5 separate regions of the Homo sapiens genome follow, and regions 1, 2, 4 and 5 are each linked to region 3. A link is an interaction called in ENCODE POLR2A ChIA-PET data of the cell type or tissue named here. Cell type or tissue: CD4-positive, alpha-beta T cell. All regions are shown on one strand.

What was found. Peaks named below come from ENCODE experiments on the same cell type or tissue, not always from the same donor. Only the 100,000 strongest peaks of a DNase experiment are listed, where the experiment ranks them.
Region 1: POLR2A ChIA-PET joins it to region 3 with 24 read pairs; 6 of 35 experiments call an interaction of 5 or more read pairs at or near these places.
Region 2: POLR2A ChIA-PET joins it to region 3 with 22 read pairs; 6 of 35 experiments call an interaction of 5 or more read pairs at or near these places.
Region 4: POLR2A ChIA-PET joins it to region 3 with 23 read pairs; 8 of 35 experiments call an interaction of 5 or more read pairs at or near these places.
Region 5: POLR2A ChIA-PET joins it to region 3 with 29 read pairs; 10 of 35 experiments call an interaction of 5 or more read pairs at or near these places.

What each region holds. Positions count from the first base shown.
Region 1 is chr17:35,484,874-35,489,873 of GRCh38, forward strand. The region is part of intron 2 of SLFN12L (schlafen family member 12 like); the gene reads right to left. Among named protein-coding and RNA genes, the nearest start is that of SLFN13, 39 kb to the left of the region's middle. RefSeq lists an enhancer at 2,303-2,582. In CD4-positive, alpha-beta T cell, no CTCF peak of the experiment used is centred here; DNase peaks (open chromatin) are centred at 2,418, 3,018 and 3,528; H3K4me3 peaks cover 2,164 bases; H3K27ac peaks cover 1,510 bases.
Region 2 is chr17:35,211,623-35,216,622 of GRCh38, forward strand. No RefSeq gene overlaps it. Among named protein-coding and RNA genes, the nearest start is that of SLC35G3, 20 kb to the left of the region's middle. In CD4-positive, alpha-beta T cell, no CTCF peak of the experiment used is centred here; DNase peaks (open chromatin) are centred at 2,739 and 3,329; H3K4me3 peaks cover 2,219 bases; H3K27ac peaks cover 3,960 bases.
Region 3 is chr17:35,575,947-35,580,946 of GRCh38, forward strand. It overlaps PEX12 (peroxisomal biogenesis factor 12), which reads right to left and starts at 2,625. Exons shown (of 3, transcript NM_000286.3): 1 at 1,950-2,625; 2 at 1,092-1,645; 3 at 1-235. The coding sequence starts at 2,075. RefSeq lists an enhancer at 1,889-2,704. In CD4-positive, alpha-beta T cell, no CTCF peak of the experiment used is centred here; DNase peaks (open chromatin) are centred at 2,105 and 2,695; H3K4me3 peaks cover 1,774 bases; H3K27ac peaks cover 2,297 bases.
Region 4 is chr17:35,310,763-35,315,762 of GRCh38, forward strand. No RefSeq gene overlaps it. Among named protein-coding and RNA genes, the nearest start is that of SLFN11, 60 kb to the right of the region's middle. RefSeq lists enhancers at 925-1,426, 2,605-3,264, 3,926-4,584. In CD4-positive, alpha-beta T cell, a CTCF peak has its summit at 2,143 (motif pointing right); DNase peaks (open chromatin) are centred at 2,139, 2,529 and 3,489; H3K4me3 peaks cover 1,922 bases; H3K27ac peaks cover 1,510 bases.
Region 5 is chr17:35,139,711-35,144,710 of GRCh38, forward strand. NLE1 (notchless homolog 1) reads right to left here and starts at 2,593. Exons shown (of 13, transcript NM_018096.5): 1 at 2,548-2,593; 2 at 2,269-2,412; 3 at 139-356. The coding sequence starts at 2,565. RefSeq lists an enhancer at 2,024-2,901. In CD4-positive, alpha-beta T cell, CTCF peaks have their summits at 2,649 (motif pointing left) and 2,848; a DNase peak (open chromatin) is centred at 2,621; H3K4me3 peaks cover 1,779 bases; H3K27ac peaks cover 233 bases.

The DNA.
Region 1 (5,000 bases), 91 kb before region 3:
TTAGTTGGGTTTTAGATTACTGATTCCATCTCCTTACTAGACATAGGTCTATTCAGATTTTCTGTTTTTTCCTGACTCAGTGTTGGTAGGTGATGTGTTTCTAGGAATTTGTCCATTTCATCTAGGTTATTTGATTTGTTGGCATACAATTTTTTACAGTACACTCTTATAATCCTTTTGATTTCTATAAAATCAATAGTAATGTCTCTTCTTTCTTTTTTGATTTTAGTTGAGTTTTTTCTTTCATCAATCTAGCTAAAGGTTTGTCAATCTTGATCTTTTCAAAAAACCAACTCTTTATTTTTCATTAATTTTTTCCTACATATTTTGACTTTTTAGTATAGTCATTTTGACTAGATGAGATGGTATTTCATTGTGATTTCGCTTTGCAGCTCTCTGATGATTAGTGATGTTGACCTTTTAAATGTTTGTGAGCAGCTTGCATGTTTTCTTTTGAGAAGTTTCTGTTCATGCCCTTTGCACATTTTTTAAATGGAGTTGTTTGTTTTTTTCTTGATTCATTTAAGTTCTTTATAAAGTCTGGATATTAGTCTTTTGTTGGATGCATGACTTGCAAACATTTTCTCCCATTCTCTAGGTTGTCTGTTTACTCTGTTGAGACTTTTGCTGTGCAGACGCTGTTTAGTTAAGTCCCATTTGTCTATCTTTGATTTTGTGGCATTTGCTTTTGAGATCTTTATAATAATTTATTTGCCCAGGGCAATGTCTAGAAGAGTATATCCTAGATTTTCTTCTAGAACTTTTATAGTTCGTGGTCTTACATTTCAGTCTTAATTTTGAGTTAATTTTTGTATATGGTGAGAGACAGGGATCCAGTTTCATTCTTCTGCATATGGTTAGCTATTTATTGAATAGGGTGTCCTTTCTCCATTGGTTATTTTGGTGGACTTTATCAAAGATGAGTTGGTTGTAGGTGTGAAGCTTTATTTCAGGGGTCTTTATTCTGTTCCATTGGTCTACGTGTCTATTTTTGTATCAGTACTATGTTTTGGTTACTGTAGCCTTGAAGTATAGCTTGAAATGCAGTAATGTGGTGTAAGGCTCCCTATCCTGTTTTGTTCTTTTTGTTTAGGATTGCCTTGGCTATTCAGGCTCTTTTTTGGTTGCATACAAATTTTAAATCATTTTTTCTAATTCTGTGAAAAATGACATTGGTAATTTCATAGGAATAGCATTGAATCTGTAGATTGTTTTGGGGAGTGTGAACATTTTAATGATACTGATTCTTCCAACACATGAGCATGGAGTGCTTTTGCATTTGTTTGTGTCGTCTATGATTTCTTTCAGCAGTGTTTCATAGTTCTCCTCGTAAAGTTCTTTCACCTCCTTGATTAGCCCCTGCTCTCCAATTCTTCTTGCAGCCTCTGTAACTGGAGTCCTGTCCCCTTTCCTCCCAGCCCAACTTCCTGCACTGTCTGTATCAGGCCTTGCCCTGGATGAACCCTTTTGGCTCACCCACCATACACAGAAGGTGACAGAAATCACATCTCACCCTCAGATTGCTTAAGGAGGGTACGCATACCACTGGGAAACTTGGAACCCATGGGAGCTGCAGTTGAGCCACCTTATAGAGGACCGAGCACTTGTGGACTAGCCTGGGATCCTGGCCACCCGAGTCCAACACCTGCAGCCATGTAAAACTTTCCATGGTTCAAAACCTCAGGCTTCAGGCATACATCTGGAACACAATGCTAAAATTAAATAAATAAATAAATAAAAACGAGCTGAGGACTGAGCCGACCAAATCTCTAGGGCCTAAAACTCACTGGCCTCCCTTAAACCTTGGGTCTAGGTTTACAGGTTAGATGTTTCCACTGAAATCCTTTATACTTTTGACTATAGGGGAAATTCTATCAGACCTGAACTCATGATTTAGGCTATGTTGTTGGCTATCTTTAATGGGAATGGGGGTGGCATTCATATCTCCTTAGAGTTATGCCAGAACAACAGGTTAGTAAGAACTGCAACCCACAAGGGTGGGACAGGAGGCAGAAGAGCTACCTCCTGGGGAGCAAAAAGCATAGAGCGTGATTTGCCGTCTTCGGATACCACTTTGCATTTAGTTCGGAACAGCACTGCTTTCACCCTTTCCCTCTTCTAGATGATAAACCAGCAGCGCAAGAGGGTGCTTGGTTTTTCTTTCAGGATCTAGGGCGCAGTTCGTCAGTGCCTGGTCACATTTCACCTAAATAACCCATTCCCCAACTCCCTGAATGCTCAGGACTCCAGGAGGGTGGGCAACCCCCATCCGATGGACACCTGCCAAGTCTGGCCTGTCCATACAGCACTCCCCACTTCTCCAGCTCTGCACCAACACCTCACGGGCTTGAGCCACCGCGCCCGGCCGCCCTGCGGCTTTTTAAGGCGCTCCCCAGCCCACGCACGGGCGGAAGTTTTGTCATCTACAGCTTTCAAGTCCTCCATTGCTAAGTCTACAACAGCCTGCGGTTTTGACAGACATTGCTACAGAGACAGGAGCCAACTTTCCCAGAAGGGAGAGAAAGCAGCCTCGGGTCTCCCCGAGATCGGTGGGGTTGCTCTGGCAGCGCCCCACCTCGTCCCGGAGCCCACGGACCACCCCCCCCGGACCCCCGGAATAAGAAACGGAGGCTGGAAGGTTTGGCAGTGGAGCGGGACGAATTTATCTGCCAGCAATTCCCTGGAAACAGGATTCCTTGCAGGCGCTGTGCCAGCGCGGGCCCTTAAGCAACTGAAAGTTAAACGCCCACGTGAATAGCTCTGAGGGATCACGGAGAAGTTCTCGTTTCGTCTGTACCTATTTGTATTTTCTAAGGCGAAAAAAAAGTTATTTAAAGAAAAAGAGAACGAACCTGGCGAGGTCCATGTCTGCGCACTCTTCACCAAGTAGGGGGACCTGAGTTCTTTTCCACTTTCCTGCTCTCCGCGTCCGTGTGCGGCTAGCCCCTCGCTCAGCTGCATTTCTATCGGGCACTCGACTCCCCGGAAGTGGTGGCACCGCACGCGCTGTTATCGACTCTGCGCCTTTGGAAACGGTGTGTCTGCGAATCCAACGACGGGCGCGGTGACTCACGCCTGTAATCCCAGCACTTTGGGAGGCTGAGGAGGGTGGATCACCAGCTTAGGAGATAGAGACCATCCTGGCTAACATGGTGAAAACCCGTCTCTACTAAAAATACAAAAAAATTAGCCGGGCATGGTAGCGGGCGCCTGTAGTCCCAGCTACTCGGGAGGCTGAGGCAGGAGAATGGCGTGAACCCCGGAGGCGCAGCTTGCAGTGAGCCGAGATCGTGCCACTACGCTCCAGCCTGGGCGACAGAGCAAGACTCCGTCTCAAAAAAAAATTGACGAAGGACCAAACCCCTAAAGGGGTGACATTCCAGCTTGACTCGTATCCCAGAGCAGCCCTGCTGTCCCCTTGCTTGAAAGCGCAGTTGACGCCAGAAACCGGGGGAGAGCAGCTACTAATGCACAGGGGAGGAGGGAGGTGCGAGGAGCGGGTTGCTCTCAGAGAGACAGAGTTGAACAACTACCCCTTGCGGTGTAGGAAGTATCTTGCGGCCTTCTAGGCCAATTAGTTGGCTTCGAACAGTCCAGTGGCTCCTCTAACTGGATACAGCCCTCCTGTCACGTTGCTTTCGTGGGGCCCTTGTTATGGTAATTACGATAATACACGTTTCTCCAGCCCACACGTCTAAGAACTGTTGCGAGAACCCATACTTTTTGAAATGCACACAGGCCAAAATGACTCACTAACTGAGGAGTTCACCAGTCTGAATTGCCCTTTCTCCCTAGCTCCATCCCACTCCGGACTCAATTAAGGGCCTGCCGTTGGAAGTCCCATCTAGAATCTTAAGGTACAGGCAGAGTACTTCTTCACACTGAATGAGCACATGCATTGAAAGTATATAGCTGGCCGGGCGCGGTGGCTCAGGACTGTAATCCCAGCACTTTGGGAGGCAGAGGCGGGCGGATCACCTGAGGTCAGGAGTTTGAGACCAGCCTGGCCAACATGAAGAAATCCCGTCTCTACTAAAAATACAAAAATTAGCCGGGCGTGGTGGCACGCGCCTGTAATCCCAGCTACTCGGGAGGCTGAGGCAATAGAGTCTCTTGAACCGGGGAGGCGGAAGTTGCAGTGAGCCCAGATCCCGCCACTGCACTCCAGCCTAGGCGACAGAGCGAGACTTTGCCTCAAAAACAAAACAAAACAAAAGTACATAGCCGTGCTTTTCTTCATTTCATCTGATTCTCACGCCAGCTCTAAGGAAACAGCTTCACTGAAGTGAGGAAACTCTTCTTCAGTCACTGACTTACAAAATGGTAGTGCAGGGATTTTCCCAGACCACCAAGAAGGCATCCAAGAAGTAAGCAAAAAAGATTACGACGTCGTTCCTATACCGTGGCAGTGGCTCACGCCTATTATCCCAGCACTTTGAGCGGAGGAGACAGGAAGGTCGCTTGACCCCAGGACTTCAGGACTAGCCTGGCAATATAAGGAGACGTCATCTCTACAAATAATTTTTTAAAATAACCGGGCGTGGTGGCAGTGCACTTGTGGTCCCAGCTACTAAGGAGGCTATGGTGGGAGGATCACTTGAACTTGGGCTGTTGAGGCTGCAGTGAGCCGTGATCAGGCTACTGCACTCCAGCCTGAGCGACAGAGTGAAACCCTGTCCGTATATATATGTACATATATATATGTAAAATGAATGCAGCAATATACCCCCCAAAATTATATTAAGACCAACAGAGGTTTACTCTCGGTATCCAAGAGTGATTTAGATGTGAAAATCAATCGGCCTATTCACTGCATTAATGAAAAAAGGAACATCACATGATCATTTCAATAGATACCGAAAAAGCATTTGACTCTTGAAAGTTATCCTCAGAAAGAATACATATGACGTCTGCACTTATTCCATAGATCAAAACAAGTCACCTTGCCAAGCCTAATATCAATGGGGCAGAAAACTGTCATCTACTTCCGGAGAGGAACA
Region 2 (5,000 bases), 360 kb before region 3:
AGCTCACTGTAGCCTCCATCTCCTGGGCTCAAGCAATCCTCCCACTTCAGCCTCCTGAGTAGCTGGGACCACAGGTGCATGCCACAATGCCAGGCTAATTTTTTTATTTTTGGTGAAGAAGGGTTTCATCATGTTGCCCAGGCTGCTCTTGAACTCCTGGGCTCAAGTGATCTTTCCACCTTGGCCTCCCAAAGTGTGATTACACTTTGGGATTACAGGCGTGAGCCACCGCGCTCGGCCACACCTTTCTTTTCTATGCACTGTTGCCAATATACCATTCTGGCCCTGATCTTTGAGTTTCTGAGGTCTGTGGGCTGTTCACCTACTAGTATGGAAGTCCAAAACCCAATACACCTCAATAACAAGACAGTAGATTTCACTGCGGTTCATAACCATGAAAGATTTCAGAGGAAACAGCCACACAATGAGCCACGTTTCTGGGTTCTGCGCAAGTAGGTGAGTATTGTGTCTTGGGTGCAAACAGGTTCCGGAGATTATTCGCTAGGGGTTGCATTCCCCATGGTTGCCTGTGTATGAGCAAGTGTGTTGGAAATCTTTGTAGGGCAACAACATGGGATGGGGTTGGCTAGCCCATAAAGCTCAGTGTATCCCATCTCAAAAATCAACTAGGTCTGGCGCAGTGGCTTGTGCCTGTAATCCCAGCACTTTGGAAGGTGGAGGTAGGAGGATCGCTTGAGCCTGGGAGGTTGAGGCTGCAGTGAGCCCTGATCATGCCATTACACTTCAGCCTGGGTGACAGAGTGAGACCCCGTCTCAATCAATCAATCAACAATCAATAATCAATTAGACTCCTCTTGGGTACCAGTTCCCAGAGATTGAGGTCTGTGTGAAAAGAGATTTCCTTTCCATCCATTGCTTGGGGATGCGGGAACTAGAAAGGAACCCTCTAGGGCAGGGTCTGGGGCAGGGGGCCTGGAAGGTGGGCTGAGGATATTGGAAGCAGAGGGGTCTGGGAAGGGAAAGTATTGGGACTGTTCGGGATTGGTTTTATTGTTCATATGGAGTTCCTTGGTAGCTGAAGTGCCTGGGATACAAATGCCAAGATACCTACCCGCCCACCCAAAGAGTGGTAGTCTGCCTTCTTCCATTTGTACCTCTTGGAAATCCACCACCAAGCTTGGAGAATTCACCCTAACAAATTGTAAGTATTACCAGGTTTTCATGTAAGGATCTTGTGGTAGTGTGGATAGCTGTGATTGGCATGTGAGTCATAGCCAGTCACAGCTACCAATTACACTGAGGTTGGAACACCATTTTTACTTTCTGTACAACACGAGAAGCCTTGAAAATAAAATCTTAACCTTAAAAAAATAGTAGGCTGGGCACAGTGGCTCACGCTTATAATCTCAGCACTTTAGAAGGCTGAGGTGGGCAGATCGCTTGAACTCAGGAGTTCAAGATTAGCCTGGGCAACACAGTGAAACCCCGTTTCTACAAAAAAATACAAAAAATTAGCTGGACGTGATGGCATGCACCTGTGGTCCCAGCTACTTGGGAAGCTGAGGTGGTGGGATCTCTTGAGCCCAAGCAATTGAAGCTGCAGTGAGCTGTGAATGCACCACTGCACTCCAGCCTGGGCAACAGAGGAGACCCTGTCTAAAAAGAAAAAAAAAAAAAGTAATAGAGGCTGTAGGAAAGAACAGAGGAACAACAGCTACTTGGTGGGGCTGGGGCTACTAGCAGGTGGCAGTTAGTTGGTGAGTGTTGGGTGGGCCAAGGGTCTGATTTCTCATAATATCTAGGGATGGGGTGAAAATTCCTGCTGCCAGGCCAGAGGGGATGGTCAGCTCCAAGACAAGGAAGCAGTGTCCAGGTAAGAAATCTTCATTTCAATGGATCACAAACTCCTAAACTCTTAACAATTGAACAGAAGCATAGGTTTTATAATCTCTGTGCATGTGGGAAAACAGGAAAGAGCTCTTCCTCTCTCTTCTGGCTCGACAAAATAAATTCTTACGCGTATATCCCTTCCAGGAAAAAGCATTCATTTCAATGTCATCAGAACAGCACAACTTAGAGTTAAACAAGCCTTCAGGATGACAGACTTGGTAGCAGTTAGTGATTACTTTCATAGGACACAATAATATTCTCTGAAGTCTAGATGTTTTATACAGTTTTCCTTTGCTAGACATAACATTTGGAAAGACAATTTCAAGAAGCGAAATCATACCTACTTTTCTGCAGCTATAAAGGGTCGGAGAGACATTATCTACTTATCTTGCTGAGTTGGTTGTTTTCCCCACCAGATATGTAATTTTCAGAGCTAAGCACTGAAGTTTCACTAGTTATTTTGGAGAGAGCAAGTGCCAGACCCCAGAGTTCAAAACTTAGAAGATGCAAAGAAAAGGTCAGGATAGGATTATTATTATGTGGACTATAGATCTTGTGTTTCAGATCCACAGGAGTGGCATGAATATGGGTCTATGAAATGCTGATTCTATCAGATAATCTGCGGGGGGTTTTTCCTCCAATTATATGGGGGAAAAAAGCTGTGTAAGAAGAGATACATTGTCCACTACTTTCCAGATAGTTCTCAGATTTTTATAAGTTTTAAAAATCAAGTGGTACATGCACATAATATTGGAAGTGAAATAGTTTGACAGGGCTTAGTATAACACCAGCAGTCTCCTGCTCCTGCCCCCATCTTGTTCCTAGGGGCCATCACTTTGATGTTTCTTTTGGTACTTAGCTCTAAATGGTGCCATTTTGAGGTTTAACTAGATATTATCTATTTCCGGAAGATTTAGCTCAATTATACTCCCTCCCTATTTTGCTCTCCCCACATCCTGCCAAGATGATTTTATCACTGTTTTCGGTTAGAACAATATTCGATGTTCACCTTGTTATGAGCCTCTCTAGTCACAGTTGTGCTAGGTGATGTACTATGGGTGCATTTCATTTCTCATACAACTTTCTGCTTTCCTCAGGATTCATATCATCTTACTTTTTCTTTGTTTCATAACTTTTTTTTTTTGGTTAATCAAGTACATGAAGTCTACCATCAACTTTGTATCCTCAGGAGAAGGTCCCCCGAGCCTTCTGCCCTTGGATCCTGACTGGGGGCTCTCTGGGCCCACCCTCAGCTGTCATCCTGGACTCCCTGTCACATGTATCCAGAGGGCTCTTTTCCCAGGGTGGATCCTTGTTTCCTTGATGGAGCTGCTTGCAGGATATAGCATGGGAACAGGGTCAGGGCAGGGCTTGGGGGTGCCAAAGCCTCCCTGATTCACAGAAAAGTTGCATAGGGTACAGGGTTTTATAACTGTTTTGATGATTGGTACGGATTTCCTCTTTTCACAGACTAGATATTAGTCAGGGCTGCTTGTCACTCACAGATGTTTTTCTGATTTCAAAGATGATGTGTCCTTTGCCAATCCTGCGATTAACACAAGGGTAAGGAAACTCCAAGCCCCCTCTGCCCTTCAGTCTGGTTGTTCCAAACAAGTAGTCATTGAATTTTCTGCCCAGGGTCTACAAACCACCCAATACAGACAACCCCGTGTTCTGCTGACTGTGCCCAACATCTGTAGTGGCAGGTTTTCCCTCCTGGTGTCCTCGACCTCCACTGCATGAGGCAGCCTTAGCTCTTCTTCCCACATAATGAGGGCTGAGGTTTAGGTGTCTCATTTCTTATTTTTCATTTGGGGTATTGCAAAAAAGGGAACAGAGATGTCTTTGGTGTGACATCTTAAAAGTCTCCTATTACTACTATAATAAATGTAAAAATAAATGTAAAAAAAGATTCAGTAAAAATAAGTATAAAAAAAGTCCACTATTATTTAATTACCACTCTGCCAAAAAAAATTCTAGGGGAAAAAAAGTCCAGATGAAACATGTCACAATGCTAACAGTCTTTGGACAATAAATAAATCTATGTCCTTCCCTGCCCCTATTTCTAAAGATTTTTTTCCAGATTTCCCAAAATGTCAAGATTGACAGTGTATGTTAACCAATGGGAGAAAATAAAACAAACTTGAAAATTGTAAGGAGCTCTGAGTTTTTAAAACCTTTTCATTTTGAAGCAATTTAGACTTGTAGAAAAGTTATAAAAATAGTACAGTTCCAAACGCCTAGGCTTAAGCCATCCTCCTGCCTCAGCCTCCGAGGTAGCCGGGAATACAGGTATGTACCACTGTGTCCGGCGTCTCTGGACTTCTTTGATACCACTTTTATGTCTCACAGGTGCTTGATTTTCTTTTACTCTTACCATTCTAGCCATTCACTCAGTCTTCTTTGCAGGCTACTTTGCAATGTACATTTAATTTACCTCTTCCTTGATGGGGGCATTCCTCAGCCTTTGTTCTGAATGGGATGTTTTCAGAGTCTTCTACAGTATCTCTGGGTGATCTCTTCCATCCTGTTGCTCCAAGCTGATCGTGCCTGGATTTGTATCTCCATCGTAGGCCTGTTTCTTGAACTCTAGACTTATATTATTTAAGTCTCCATGTTCCTCGTCTACCAAATCCAGTTGATCACAGTGTACTGTTCATTTTATTTCCTAAATCTCTCCCAAATTTACCCAAGCCTCTCCTTCCCCACTGCCACTGCTCTAGTCCAGACCATCTCTCAACTGCTTGGCTGCAACGATCCTCTAATGGTCTCTCTGCCTTTAGTCTTCCCTCCCCACATCCTTCCTCTATTCTGAGTTAATAATACACCATCTAAAAGTGTAGACTGGACCATGTCTCTTTCTTACCTAAAAACTTTCATAAAGGCATAAACATGACCTTGGGAACCTGTTGGTCCGAAAAATAACTCAATTTAAACCAAGGAAAGAGAACTTCATCTTGAAGCAGTGTGTTTTCTGGATATTGTTAGATCTTTGAGGACAGAATCATGCTTGGCATACAGTGGCTAGTCAATAAATTGCTGTTGAATGAATTAATGAGTGAATGAGAAAATGGTTGTTTAATATCTCCTAAGATTATTGCCATTAAGTTAATAATTATTTGCCAAACAATTATGATATACAGGGCTCT
Region 3 (5,000 bases):
TGGGCACACAGTCTTCATTTTGGGTAAGAGGGGAGAATCAGAGTTATAGTCTAGGTGTACAGGTGGTGGTGGAGTAGGCAGGGCAGTCAATGACTTGATGGTTTCTTGATTTTCAGATGAGTACCACCAGTCAAGGAACTGCAAGAAGAATACACCCACAGAAAGGCCAGTAGACAGGGATAAGGCAACACCCCCAACAGCTTTCTTCAGAGCTGAGTTTATCTTCTCACTAACACTGTTGGGAGAAAAGAACAAGGAGGCAAAGAGAGAAACTTTATTTAGGTATCATTACAAAGTGACTAATATAAATGCAATTCTTACATTTTTCATCAGAATCACTGGGGGACTGAATGGTTGGTAGACTGGTACTATCTCCTTAAGGATCTATTCTAAGTGATTCTAACTTACAATATTTTAGGAGCATAGGAGCTAAGCTTTGTTTTTAGTAACATGATTAGGGTTTGGTTTTGTGTTTTGAAAGATAAATCAGAGAATTTGATTATATAGACCTCCCTTTTTTTAGTGGAAGATAGTGATCCAGAAAAAAAAAAAAAAACCCAATTCACTTAATAAAAAACTTAGCAGTATTGAGGAATGTATATATTTGAACTTGTAGGAGAACACAAATATGAACTAGAAGGAGCACAGCATCATGATTAAGAGCACAGTCTTAGGCTGGGTGCAGTGGCTCACAGAGCACAGTCTTTAGAATTGTATTGGTTTGGTTTGAATCCCAGCTCTGCCACCTTCTATGTACCTACGTGACTTTGGCAAGGTACTTAACTGCTTGGGTTTAGTTTCCTCAACTGTGAGCTAATACATTTACTTCATTGGGTTGTGTTGAGGATTGAGATAATGTACGTAAAGCAAGCACCTAGCACAGGGCCTGGGACATAGCAAGTATGCACTAAAGTATACCTAGAATGATGAAGGTTACCAGGATGACAGTCCTTGTTTTATGGACACAAGGAATAGCTTTTCTATGACTCTATGAAATGCCACAAAGTTAACAGGGAGGTGAATTTTACAAAACTGGGATACGATTTTCGAATTTACTAACTAAAGATCTTTTGGAAATGTTAAGGCCTTACCTCCTGGCTGGTTGCTGCATCATGCTGGCCTTAGCTGGTTTGTGCTCCAGAGCTTGTATATCCTGAACTGTCAGTCGACCTAGCTGAACTCCAGCCAGCCTCAGCAGTGGTGAGTGATGCTGAGCTTTTCCTAGGATGTATCGAAGTTGTTGTACAAGAAACCATCCTTCCCAGGCCATGTTCACAAATGGGTAGGCTGCCAGGAAAGCTCTGTAAAATCGTTTCCAGCGGGAAGAAGGGGGATGAATAGAATATTCATCCTCTTCTCTCAGGCTAGAAACCAGCTTCTCCAGCTTCACTTTCAGATAGGGAAGAAGAACCAGGAACATAATAGATTTCCAAAGCTGCTGCTTTGGGAGACCAGCACTAGCCAATCTCTGAGACTTGTGAGTGTCCCCCATTACAATTCTCTTTAAGCCGTAAAAGTTTTCAGAAAATGAGGCACTGGTTCTAGACAGATAATGTTGCTGGAGCAGAAGATCTAGCAGAGTAAAGATTTCATCAAACCACCTCCACAAGAAGCCATAGTGGGTGGGATTTGATTCTGCAAGAACCTAAAGCAAAATAAAGCAATAAGTGAAATTCATTCCATTACACAAGTTCTACACCTATTTACATTCCCCCTTTTCCTCTAAAGTCTACACAATTTGTTTTAAATAAGTCACTGTTGGACCCTGAAATGCTGGGTATTCAGTACAGGTCTCTACACATAACAGAGACTCAGTAACTCTTAAGTCATGGGATACAAGTTATTTGCAAATTGGCTATTTCAAACGCTAGGCTACCAAATAAGCACAAATTATTCGTTTGTTTTTTACCCAGTTGTCCCTAAAACCTTTCCAAGAATTAATACCTTACCTTGACCACATGCTGAAGAGCGGGTCTCACTGCTGTCATTAAACTGTCCTGTGCTACCACCTCAAAGATGGATGGCTGGTCATCGGCCACAGAAGCAGCTGTGAAGTGAGCCCCGTGCTCAGCCATAGTTTCCTGCGTGTACTGGCTTTCACTTTTCCCACAAACTCTCTCGTGAGCATGAACTTTTTCGGGAGGAAGAGTATCAGATGGGTGCTCAGTCTTAAAGGTAAACTTTCTGCATGATATCTGAAACTCGAAACTCAATCTTATGGGCAAAAATGAACTGGGAAAAAAAGACCTGGAGGCCGAGGGTAGTCTCAAGAAGGTTAAGAACAAAGTTAACTCGGACGTGGGTGGAAGTAGTATGTGGCGAGGGGGTAACTTGTCAAATGCTGCACGTCAGGGCAGAGCGTGACTGTGGGGGACAGGTATGGGGGAAGGAACGCAATCCTCTGGAGCTGCGAACCAGAAACGCCCCCTCCTCCCCAATCGTGAGAGCTCAAAAGCCAGCCGACTCTGAGGATTCAGTCGTGCCACTGTGAGCCCGGGACACAAGGGCTGACTCCAGCTGTTGGCTTTGAGTATCCCCGCCCGCGCCCGTCCTTGCTCGCTGACCCCAGGCGAGGCGCAAACAACCCACGACGCCACGTTTGAAGGGAGGTCTCCGCTTTATGACAGAAGCCGCACCCGGAAATGAAACCACCAGGACCTCTGGGATGCCTGGCGGAAGAGAGGCGCTCTAGTTCCGAATGCGGTCCGGAAACCAGAACTAGAGAACTCTATGACCCACCTGAGCTTCCGCTCCCGCCCCGCTGAAACAGAAGAGGGCCCTTGTGGGCTGGTTTTGGCTAGTTTGGTTTACTTTTCGTAGCTGGGTCTGCATGGTAGCCTCGCTGGAAAGCTACAGCTCTGAACCTCTCTCTGCGAGGTCTTTTTGACAAGCTGTTTGGGGCACCGCGCAGACGTCTGGCGCCGGGAGCCAGAGCTCGGGCCCGTTGCTGAGCCCTGTGTTCCTGCAGGCGATGAAGCTAGGGGCGGTGGGAGGAAGGGAATCTGGAGGTGGAAAGGACTTTGCTGTACGCGTGCGGCAGGGATGGTGGTTAATTTATATGTCTTAGCCTTCCAGAAATGATTTAAAGCGACATAGCAGGAGATAGGAGCCTTAGATTTATTGCCGCCAATTATAAGGAAAGATGATTGGATTGAGAAAGGTTCATGCTTGTTCCTCAGTACTTGAGACGGTTAATTTTCATCCAAGCTGGTAGTTTAACGTCTTCCAGGTTTTGGCTATATTCAAGCATAACTGCATGCACTTGCTATACTGGATGAAAATGGTCTCCATCCTTGAACACAGTTGTATATGTCACCACCAGCGATATGAATACAGTACTAACGCAGAGGGAGCTTTATGAATTGTAACTAGCATGCACTGGGGACACTTGACAGAAAGTTTCCTTTCATGCCGTTTTTATACCAAAATGAATGTGATTTACCTTAAGGTTTGTAAAGTGCTTTTATGTTATGTACAGCTTTGTCTCGCTGAAGTTGGCTGACACAGCCTTATTGAATTTGGATGAGAGTTCCACCTCTCCTCCCTTCCTCTGGGAAGTGCCACCTCTGGGCTAAATAGCTGGGAATAGAAGGTATTGTTTACTGCCCTAGAGGCCCTTATGTTATAAAAATAATTGGTTTGCATAATGAGAACCCTCAAAAACAAGGTTTGGATTTAGTTATTCCAATAGGAGAGAAAACCTTACAAATTGTCCTTAATTATAGTTATAAAAAGTGTTTTTTACTCTACCAAAAGACATTATATTGATATATGATTTTTACCTTACAGAGTTTTAAGACTAGACATAGTTTATCCATATGAAGCACCTGGATACATATTAGGTGCTTGTTTAATAGTAACTGTTATGTACAAGCTTTTCTTAAGTGAATAGCAAAAATACAAAGTTGAGAGGTAGCATCAACTAAATCAAGCAGGAAATTAAACATTTTTGTCACTTAGGGATCTTTGGTTACAAGCAACAGAAACAAACAGGCTAATTTAAACTAAAACGGAATTTATTAGAAGTGTATGGAGTAGCTCACAAAATAAGTAAAGCCAGCCCTGAAAGAACAGGAACTTAACAATACTATTGGGACTGCCTAACAGGAATTAGAAGTTCTTATCCAGGCAACGTTGTTGCAGTGAACGAGCTTCCACCAATTTCTGTTTGTGACTCTGCTCGTGATACAAATTTTGACTGACCTCTCTTGGTTCAAGTTCCCTCTCCACCCTGTCTTTCACTCTTAGCCAGGGGAAGGCAGGATGTCTTGATTGATAGTCCCATGGAAGTACTCCAAAAGTTAACTAAACGTATGGCATAAGAACGCCTATAATCCCAGCACTTTGGGAGGCCGAGGCGGGTGGATCACCTGAGGTCAAGAGGTCATGACCAGCCTGACCAACATGGAGAAACCCAGTCTGTACTAGAAATACAAAAAATTAGCTGGGTGTGGTGGCACATACCTGTAATCCCAGCTACTCGGGAGGCTGAGGCAGGAGAATCGCTTGAACCCTGGAAGCGGAGGTTGTGGTGAGCCGAGATTGCACCATTGCACTCCAGCCTGGGTAACTGAGCGAGACTCCATCTCCAGAAAAAAGAAAAGAAAAAGGAAAGGTAGGGCCTGGTATGGTGGCTCATACCTGTAATCCCAGCACTTTGGGAGGCTGAGACGGGTGGATCACGAAGTCAGGAGTTTGAGACCGGCCCAGCCGACATGGTGAAAACCCATCTCTACTAAAAATACAAAAATTAGCTTGGAATGATGGTGCATGGTGGTGGATGTCTGTTATCCCAGCTACTCTGGAGGCTGAGGCAGGAGAATCACTTGAACCCGGGAGGTGGAGGTTGCAGTGAGCCGAGGTCACACCACTGCACTCCAGCCTGGGGGACAGAGTGAGACTCTGTCTCAAAAAAAAAAAGAAAACAGAAATTTGCAACTCGAATAAGAGGTCTGGGAGGCCCAAATCTTTTAGACGTGATAATCGGAATGCCCTTCTGA
Region 4 (5,000 bases), 270 kb before region 3:
AGTGAGCCAAGATCACACCGGTGCACTCCAGCCTGGGTGAAAGAGCAAGACCCTGTCTCAAAAAAAATTAACTTTTTGTTGTTTTTATTCATCTTATTGTACTGACTATGTCTTGAAAAGTTGGTTTTTACTATATTTGTTTATCATTTAATCTTTCTATTTAAGATAAGAGTAGTTTACACGGCACAGTTACAGTGCTATACTATTCTGTGTTTTTCTGTGTACTTTCTATTGCCAATGAGATTTGTACCTTCAGATTATTTTTTCTCATTCATTAATGTCTTTATTTCTGATTGAAGTACTGCCTTTCACATCTCTTGTAGGACTGGTCTGGCGTTTATGAAATCCCTGTTTCTGTATGTCTCGGAAAGTCTTATTTCTCCTTCATGTTTGAAGGATTTTTCACCTGATATACTATTCTAGGGTGGGTGTTTTTTTCCTTCAGCACTTTAAATATGTCATGCCAGCTCTCTCCTGGCCTGTAAGGTTGAAATGTCTGCTGCCACACTTATTGGGATTCCATTGCATATTATTTTTTTCTTTTCTTTTGCTGCTTTTGGGAGCTTTTCTTTAACCTTGAGCTTTGGAAATTTGATTATTACGTGCCTTGAAGTAGTCTTCTTTAGGTTAAATCTGCTTTGTGTTCTATAACCTTCTTGTAATTGGATATTGATTTCTTTCTCTGGGTTTGGGATGTTCTCTGTTATTATCCCTTTGAATAAACTTTTTACCCCTATCTCTTTCTCTAGCTCCTCTTTGTCCAATTTCCACTCTGTGCCTTTTAAGTGGAACATTTAGACCATTTACATTCAACGTTAATATTTATATGTGAGGTTTTTAATCCTGTTGTGATGTTGTTAGCTGGTTTCTTTGTAGTCCCGATTTGTGTAGTTGCTTTATAAGGTCTGTGAACTATGTATAATACTTAAGTGTGCTTTTGTGGTAGCAGGCATCATTCTTTCATTTCCATATTTAAAACTCTCTTAGGATATCTCGTAATGCTAGTCTAGTGGTAAAAAATAAGGTCCTTTAACAATTGCTTGCCTGGAAAATATTTTATTTCTTCTTTGTTTATGAAGCTTAGTTTGGGAAGACATCAAATTCCTGGTTGGACTTCCTTTTATTTGAGAATACTGAAAATAAGTACTCAATCTCTTCTCATTTGTAAGGTTTCTGCTGAGAAGTCCATTGTTAGCCTAATGGGGTTCCCTTGTAAGTGATCTGACATTTTTCTCTAGGTGTCGTTTAACATTTTTTCTTTAGTATTGACTTTGGATACTCTGGTGACTATGTGCCTTGGTGACATTTGTCTTGTATAGTATCTTGCAGGTGTTCTCCAGGTTTATTGTGTTTGGATGTCTACCTCTCTAACAAGATTAGGAAAACATTTTTGAATTATTCCTTCAAATAAGTTTTCCAGCTGTTTACTTTTTCTTCTTCTCTCAGGAATTCCAATCTTTTGTAGATTTGGTTGCTTAACATAATCCTATGTTTCTAAAAAATTTTACTCATTTTTAAACAATTCTTTATTTCTGTGTGACTGAGTTAGTTAGAAATATTGGTCTTCATGCTCTGAAATTCTTCCTTGTGCTTGATCTAGTCTGTTGATAGAGATTTCAATAGTATTTTGAAATTCTGTAAGTGAGTTTTTCAATTTCTGAAGATCTGATAAGTTTTAAAAAGATGCTTATCTCTTCCTTCATTTTCTGGATTGCTTTAGTAGTTTCCTTGCGTCGATTTTCAGCCTTGTCTTGGATCTCGTTGAGCTGCCTTGCAATCCATGCTTTGAATTCTCTGTCATTTCTGAGCTTCCTTTTTTGTTAGGGTCCATTGGTGGAGAGCTAGTGTAATCTTTTGGTGGTGTCACAACATTCAGATTTTTCATGGTGCTGGAATTCTTACACTGTTTCCTTCTTATCTGGAGAGGCTAGCACTTCTAATTTTTGTAATTAATTTAATGTGGAAAGAATTTTTTTTCTTTGCCTTTCTCCCCCACCCCATCTCTAGCAGGGTATAGCTACAGAGTATGTTGAGTAGGGCCTTCTGGCTTTGCTTCTGTAACCCTATGCACTTCTGTTGGCAGGTTTTACACTGGGCTGTGATATTTGATCTACAGGCCAGTAGATGGCGCTTAAGGGTAATTGTCAGCTGCGGCACAAGCAGAGGAGTATGTAACTGATCTTTGTTTACTGTGAAGTTCTCTCTATTGTCTCAGGAGGTGGGCTGGGCAGTGGAGAGCCCCCTACCCTAAGCTTTCCTGTTCTTGGAGGGTAGCTGGAGCCCCTAGCTTGCCTAAGAAGGCCCCAGTAGTGAGTGCAGGCACCAGCCCTGATGACAGTGGGTGGGTGGCTCCCGGTGAAATGCGCTGAGGTGTCTTTGGGGTGAGGAGGTTAGGGGGCTGTACTGGCTCCCCATCCTACATAGGCAGGAACATGATCTGTTTGCCTATCACACCCCTGTTCTGGGCGGGGTTGGTGACTCCTAGTTCAGACACACATAGCCAATCTCTGGACCCCTACGTGGTTGAGAGCCACAGGAAACTGTTTTGTGAGTCTCCGTGGGAGTGGTTTGGGGGCAAAACTTTGTAACTCAGCCCAATAGAGATAGCTTTGTGGCTCCTCTGTTTTCTGATGTGGTAGCACTGCTGCTTCATGTGAAGGGTGGGGCGGGGAGAGCTCCACCCCAAACCCTTACATGGTTGGTTATGGTGGTGTCCGCTGATTGGGTCCACCTGACCTCGGCCCCGGTGGAAGTTATCGGGTGGCAGCAGAGTTGGAATGGGATAGGTAGTTCCCCGTTTCCAGGACCCCAGACGGCCTGCTGGGACAGTGTATATGAGTCCGGAATGGGCTGGACCAGGGTCAGGCTAGCCCAGACTTCAGGTACGGGCTGTGATGACGAGGAGTGGGCTAGTCTCCCGGGTCGGTCACCGCTGAACTCTCAGGTGAGGGCAGGCAGAGCACTTGGGCGGTGGAATCCCAAGGAAGATCAAAAGCTTGGGGGGTTGGGTTTTCAGAAGGGCTCTGGGCTGCAGCTGAAAATGTTTACATGGGGCAGGGTGGCTGTGCTGTGGGTCTTTCACCGGGGAGGGCAGGACCCCTCAGCTGGGGCAGTGGGGACGGGGCACTCTTGCACTTCCCTCCCACGCAAGCAATGCTGGATTTCACTGCTGCGGGCACACAAAGGTGCAAAGCCTCCTCTTCCCACGCTGGCCTGGGGGTGGTAGGGATGGAGCCAAAAAGCTTGTTGCTGGCCTCAGGGAATTGGGCTCTCAAAGGAACCGAGCCATGGCCATAATTTCAGGAAGGGGCAGGAAGGCCGTTGTGGGCCGGAAGCCAGCGAGCCCGATTTGGCAGGGGACAGCAGACGCGGGGAGTCCTCGGTTACACAGTCTCCTCCTTCTTATCTCAGCTGAGACATCAGTGCTGAAGGCACAGGAAGGTGTCCAGCCTCCTTGTTCCCTCCCAGACCCGGGGGCAACAGGGGTGGAGGGGGAGGCAAAGGCAACAGAGATCGAAAAGGGCCTGTCAGCTACCTCAATGAGTCCTGCACGCAGAGGAACACCAAGTCTCCACCGCGGTGTTCGGGCAGGAATGGGGCGGGTGCACTGGGTGCCAGAAGGTGGTGAGCCTCATAGTGTATGCAGAGAGTTGCCCGGTGTGTGCAGTCTGTCCATTGTTCCTCCGTATCTTGGCTGTGACATCCATGCTGGAGGTACACACAAATGTGTCCAGTCTTCTTGTTCCCTCCTTGGCCTGAGGGCAGCAAAAGCGGAGGCAGCGGCAGTGGCGACTGTGGAGGGCTTGTCAGTTACCTCTGGGGAACTTGATCCCCATTACAAGCCATTACGAGCCACAGTGTTCAGGCGGGGTCAGGGCAGCTGTGCTAGGAGCCCAGGCCTGGGACCCTGTCTGGTGAGGAGCAGTGGGGATGGAGATGTTGTGCAGTGTGCAGTTTGGCCTCTCCTCAGCACCACAGCTGCACCACAACCTAGGGTTGTGCAGAAGAGGCTGGTCCCACTTGTTGGCAGGGCTGCATGGGGATCAAAGGCCCAGGGGTTCCACGTGGGCTTGAGTGTGCCTCTGCATAGACCCTCTGTAGGTCTGGAGGCCTACACAGTGGGGTGGGGGTTGGTCAAGGGACTCTCCCATACCCTGAATTGCAAAGACCTAAGTGTAGATTCCCCAGGGACTCTTTCTCTGCCTTAGGGAGCTTCTCCCTGCTCCAGCTCTGCCTCTCTCTCTGTTCTCTGTGGGTCCCATCACTTCCTTGAAGAAAATCCTAGCATGATCTCAGCCTATTCACTTGTAGAGTTAGTATTTACTCACTACTTTGTGTTCCTCTCTGAGAGAGAGGCAGGCACTAGCTGCTTCTACTCAGTCATCTTGAACCGGAACCTGATACTCTTCTTTTTTTTCTTTTGAGGCAGGGTCTTGCTCTGTAACCCAGGCTGGAGTGCAGTGGTGTGACCTCAGCTCACTGCAGCCTCAACTTCCCAGGCTCAAATGATCTTCCCACCCCAGCCTCCTGAGTAGCTGAGACTACAGGCACACATCACCATCCCCAGCTAATTTTTGTATTTGTTGTAGAGACAAGGTCTCCCTACGTTGCCCAGGCTGGGCTCATGTTTCCCAGGCTGGGCTGCAACTCCTGGGCTCAAGCGATTCACCCACCTCAGCCTCCCAAGTTGCTGGGATTACAGGGAGGGGCCGATACTCTTTTTCTGATAAATGACTCAGTCTTTTTGTGTGGCTGCCAATGGAATCTGTTTTTACATTCCGACAAGTATATTTTGGGTTATGTCCCAGTGTTGACTACTCAGTGTTAAGCTTCTCAGACACACGGTAGGCCTCTATGATATATAGATTCAGGTGCTCTTTTAGTTTGAACACATTTTATTCCATTATCATTCTAAATATTTGCTCCATTCTACTGCTTTATTTTACTCTTTGACAGGTTCCAATTATATATACACTGAAAATCCATTGACTATCTTCTCG
Region 5 (5,000 bases), 440 kb before region 3:
TGCAAGCTGAGTCCAGAGCTTGGGTCTATGGTAGGCAGCCCTGAGGCCCCATCAATTATAACTCTGGGAGACCCTCCCCAAACCAGGCAAAGACTGCACCCCCACATACCCCCTCCATGAGTCTGCAGCTGTCCTTACTTTCCCGTAGGGCTGAAGGCCACAGAAATGACTGCCTCACTGTGACCCTCCAAGGAGCTGGTGCAGCGAGTCACAGCCCGGACTCTGAAGATAGCCTGTGGCTGGTAGATGATGTCTAGGACCTTCTCTGTCTCCACTGCCTGGGACTCCAACGTCTTCCCCAGTGAGGAGACGATCTCAGCATCGTGGACAAAGAAAGCCAGTGGCAGGGGATCCTCCTGAAGGACAATGGTAAAGGACAAACCCGCAACAATGGATGTGCAGGGGCACCCTCTGCCAGGGATGCTCCCCACTGAGCTGTGGGAGGTGAAGCTTCTTCTTTTCAGCCATCGTGCTAGGGATACCCCCATCATTGCCCATTGAGCAAGACCTTTTATTTATTTATTTATTTATTTTTGAGACAAGAGTCTCGCTCTGTCACCCAGGCTGGAGTGCAGTGGAGCAATCTCTGCTCACTGCAACCTCCGCGTCCTGGGTTCAAGAGATTCTCCTGCCTCAGCCTCCCGAGTAGCTGGGATTACAGGCACCCATCACCACGCCTGGCTAAGTTTTATATTTTTAGTAGATACGGGGTTTCGCCACATTGGCCAGGCTGGTCTCAAGCTCCTGACCTCAGGTGATCCACCTGCCTCGGCCTCCCAAAGTGCTGGGATTACAGGCGTGAGCCACTGTGCCCAGCCTAGCAAGACCTTTTAAGTCACTGAACAGCAGTTGCAGGACACTTACACAGCACTTGGAAATTCTTTTTTCTTTTTTTTTTGAGATGGAGTCTCGTTCTGTTACTCAGGCTGGAGTGCAGTGGTGAGATCTCAGCTCACTGCAACCTCTGCCTCCTGGGTTCAAGCAATTCTCCTGCTTCAGCCTCCCGAGGAGCTGGGACTACAGGCGCCTGCCACCACGCCTGGCTAATTTTTGTATTTTCAGTAGAGACTGTTTTCGCCATATTGGCTAAGCTGGTCTCGAACTCCTGACCTCTAGTGATCTGCCCACCTCAGCCTCCCAAAGTACTGGGATTACAGGCATAAGCCACTGCACCCGGCCTGAAATTCTTTATCTGCATCTCATAACAACCGTGGGAAGTAGATACTAATATTCCCACTGACAGTTTTCAAAAGCAGAGGCTCAGAACAACTAAGTAATTAGTTCAATGTCCTATTGCCAATGATTAATTCAGGTTCTTTACGTCCAAGATAGGATTAGCATATAGCATTATGCAGTGTTTCCCAAACTACCACACTACACTATATTTGTGTAAAAAGCTCCCAAAACGCCTGTTAAAAAATGTAGACTTTCTGCTTCATCCCAGAGTTTGGTTTAGTAAGGCTGGGATGGGGTCCAGGAACTGCAATTTTAAGGACCTCCCCTGTCCCCAGGGCAGCTCTTCAGTAAACACACTGGCTTAAAGGTTAAAAGCAAAGGCCGGGTGCGGTGGCTCACGCCAGTAATCCCCAGCACTTTGGAGGCCAAGGCGGGAGGATCACGAGGTCAAGAGATCGAGACCATCCTGGCCAACGTGGTGAAACCCAGTCCCCACTAAAAATACAAAAATTAGCTGGGTGTGGTGGCGCGCGCCTGTAGTCCCAGCTACTCGGGAGGCTGAGGCAGGAGAATCGCTTGAACCTGGGAGGCAGAGATTGCAGTGAGCAGAGATCACGCCACTACACTCCAGCTTGCCAGCCTGGCGACAAAGTGAGACTCCGTCTCAAAAAAAAAAAAAAAAAAGGTAAATAAATAAATAAATAAAAGCATGGGTATTCGGATAGTTTTGGGTTCCAATTCCAAATCTGCTACCTACTACATAGCATCGTGCAAAATACTGAGTCCCTCCGGGCCACGCTGTAAAATGGGGATATTAACGTGTCCCAGACTGGGGGACTGTGACAAAGAATCAATGAAATACAGCATCCGGTGCGTTCAAAGCTAGGCCCCTCTCCGCAGGTGGACCCCTTTGGTTGGCGTGTAAAGCGCTATGCCACTGATTCCATCTCTGACATAGGTGGGAGCTCACGCCAGGTGGGTCACCACAGTCCGTTAGCGGGGGACCATGAACCGCAGACCCTCGGTAATATGATTCCCCCACCGCATCCGCCCGGGGGTGGAGATGCGAGGCCGCCCTGGCCAGCCACTTACCTGGGCCAGTAGCGCGTTGCACACGAGCTGCAGCCTGTCCGGGGTGATGTCCACGGGCACGTCGAACGGGGAACCCAGCAGCTGCCCGCCCTCATCCTGGAACTGCACTAGCAACCGCTGCACATCGCGCGCCACCGCCTCGTCCTGCGCGAGCAAGTGGGGCGGGAGTCAGTCTGGTCGCCCGCCCAGAAGGGCCCCACTTCGCCTCTCTCAGGCCTCAGGGACCCGGGCCCTAGCGCCCCGCGGCGACGCCCCCCGCCCCCATCCACGCACACCCACCGGCACTGCTGCCGCCATCCTGCGTCCCCACGTGGAGGAGAAAGAGCCCGGCAGACAGAGCGCCGTCTCCGTGGTCGGGCGGGGTCGCCGCCGGCCACATCGCCCTCTGCTGTTGGGGAGGAGAAGCGTCCCGCTGCGCACGGCCTCAGGGATTAGAAATGGGCTTACCTGGTGCTCCTCCCGCCCCTCAACAGCCTTCACATTTATTTTTCGCCAGGGTCTTAGAGGACACAGTAAACTTTTGACTCTTCACAACAGGGATTCTTGCCCCATTTTAATTTAATTTCATTTTGAGACAGAGTTTCACTCCGTCGCCCAGACTGGAGGGCAGTGGTGCCACCACGGCTCACTGCAGTCTCGAACTTTCTGGCACAGCGATCCTCCCACCTCAGCCTCAGAGTAGCCTGGACTACAGGCACATGACACCCTGCCCGGTTATTTTTTTCTCATTTTTTGTAGAGACGAGGTCTCACTATGTTGCCCAGGCTGGTCTCAAACTCCTGAACTCAAGCAGCAAGTCCCCCACTCCCCAGCCTCAGTGTCCCAAAGTGCTGGGATTACAGGTGTGAGCCACCACGCCTAGCCTAGAAATTAGTATCCTTTTAAAAATGGATCAAGTCAAGGCTGGGCGTGGTGGCTGACACCTGTAATCCCAGCGCTTTGGAAGGCCCAGGCGAGCAGATCACTTGAGTCCAGGAGTTCGAGACCAGCCTGGCCAACATGGTGAAACCAGGTCTCTACTAAAAATACAAAAAAATTAACCAGCCGTGGTGGCATGCGCCTGTGGTCATAGCTACTGGAGAGGCTGAGGTGGTAGATTCTCTTGAACCTGGGAGGCAGAGGTTGCAGTGAGCCGAGCTCTCACCACTGCACTCCAGCCTGGATGACAGAGCAAGACTCTGTCTCAATAAATAAATAAATAAATAAATAAATAAATAAATAAATAAATAAATAAAATGGATCAACTCAATAATACTCGAGTACAAAAGCAAATCATTTCTACAATCATCAATGCTGTAAAGCAATAATAGTGATAATGACATCAACAAGTCAGGAATTGTTCTAAGTGCTTTCCCACATAACTCATTTAATTCTTACAACCCTTTTCTCCCCATATTACTGAGGAACTGAAGCAGACAGCAATGAACTTGAGCTCTTTTGCCTGAAACGAAGGATCTCCCTTGCCAACTCTCCTCTCTCTCCCTCCACTGCTCAGGCAGTCTCAAGCTCTGCCAAGTCATCCTCATGAACACAGCTTGAATCTGCTCTCCCCATCTCCACTGCCTCACTCTGGTCAGAGTCACCATCATCACCTGCCTGGACCGCTACAACAGCCTCCCGATGAGCCCCCCCATTTCCATTCCTGCCTCTTTCTACCCATTCTCCACGATGCAGCCAGGGTTATCTTTTCAGACCAAAAATCTGGCCTGCTGCTCTTCACCCTCAAACCCTGCGACGGCTCCCTTACATGCAGGAAAAAAAGAACACTCCTTATAATGGTCAATTCAGCCTTGCTATGTCCAGCCACCCCTCTCTTTAGGTTAAATCTTGCTGGCTTTTTCTGAGTTCTTACAAGGCATGGCTCTTCCTGCATCAGTGATTTTGCCCATGCAGTTTTTTCTGTCTGGAACTGTTATGGAGTGAATTGTGCCCTTCCCCTAATTCAAGCTTGTCCAACCCCTGGGCCACAGGCTGCATGCAGCCCAGGATGGCTTTGAATGCAGCCCAACACAAATTCGTAAGCTTTCTTAAAACATTATGAGATTTTCTTTCGATTTTTTTTTTCAGCTCATCAGCTATCATTAGTGTATTTTATGTGTAGCCCAAGGCAATTCTTTTTCCACTGTGGCCCAGAGAAGCCAAAAGATTGGACGCCTCTGCCCTAATTTATATATTGAAGCCCTAGCTCTGAATGTGGCTGTATTTGGAGATAGCATATATTATTATTATTGTTTTTTTTTTTTTTTTTTAGAGACAGGGTCTCACTCTGTTGCCCAGACTAGAGTGTAGTAGTGTGATCATAGCTCACACAGCTTCAAACTCCCAGGCTCAAGTGCTCTTCTTACCTTAGTGTTCTGAGTAGCTAGGACAACAGGTGTGTGCCACTATACCTGACACTCGGCTAACTTTTAAAAATTTTTGTAGAGACAAGGCTGTCACTCTGTTGCCTAAGCTGGTCTCGAACTCTTGGCCTCAAATGATCTTCCTGTCTTAGGCCTTCCAAAGTGCTGGGATTACAGGTGTAAGCCACCATGCCTGGCCTGGAGATGGGCCCTGAAAGGACATAGGAAGGGTTAATAAGTGAGTTTGTATGGGTAGGACACTAATCAGATAGAACTGGTGCCCTTGTGAAATGAGGAGACTCCAGAGTACTCTCTCTCTGTCTCTCCCCGCCCCCCGCACTGCCTCCCTGAGCACACACAAAGATGAGGCCATAGTAGGACACAGTGAGA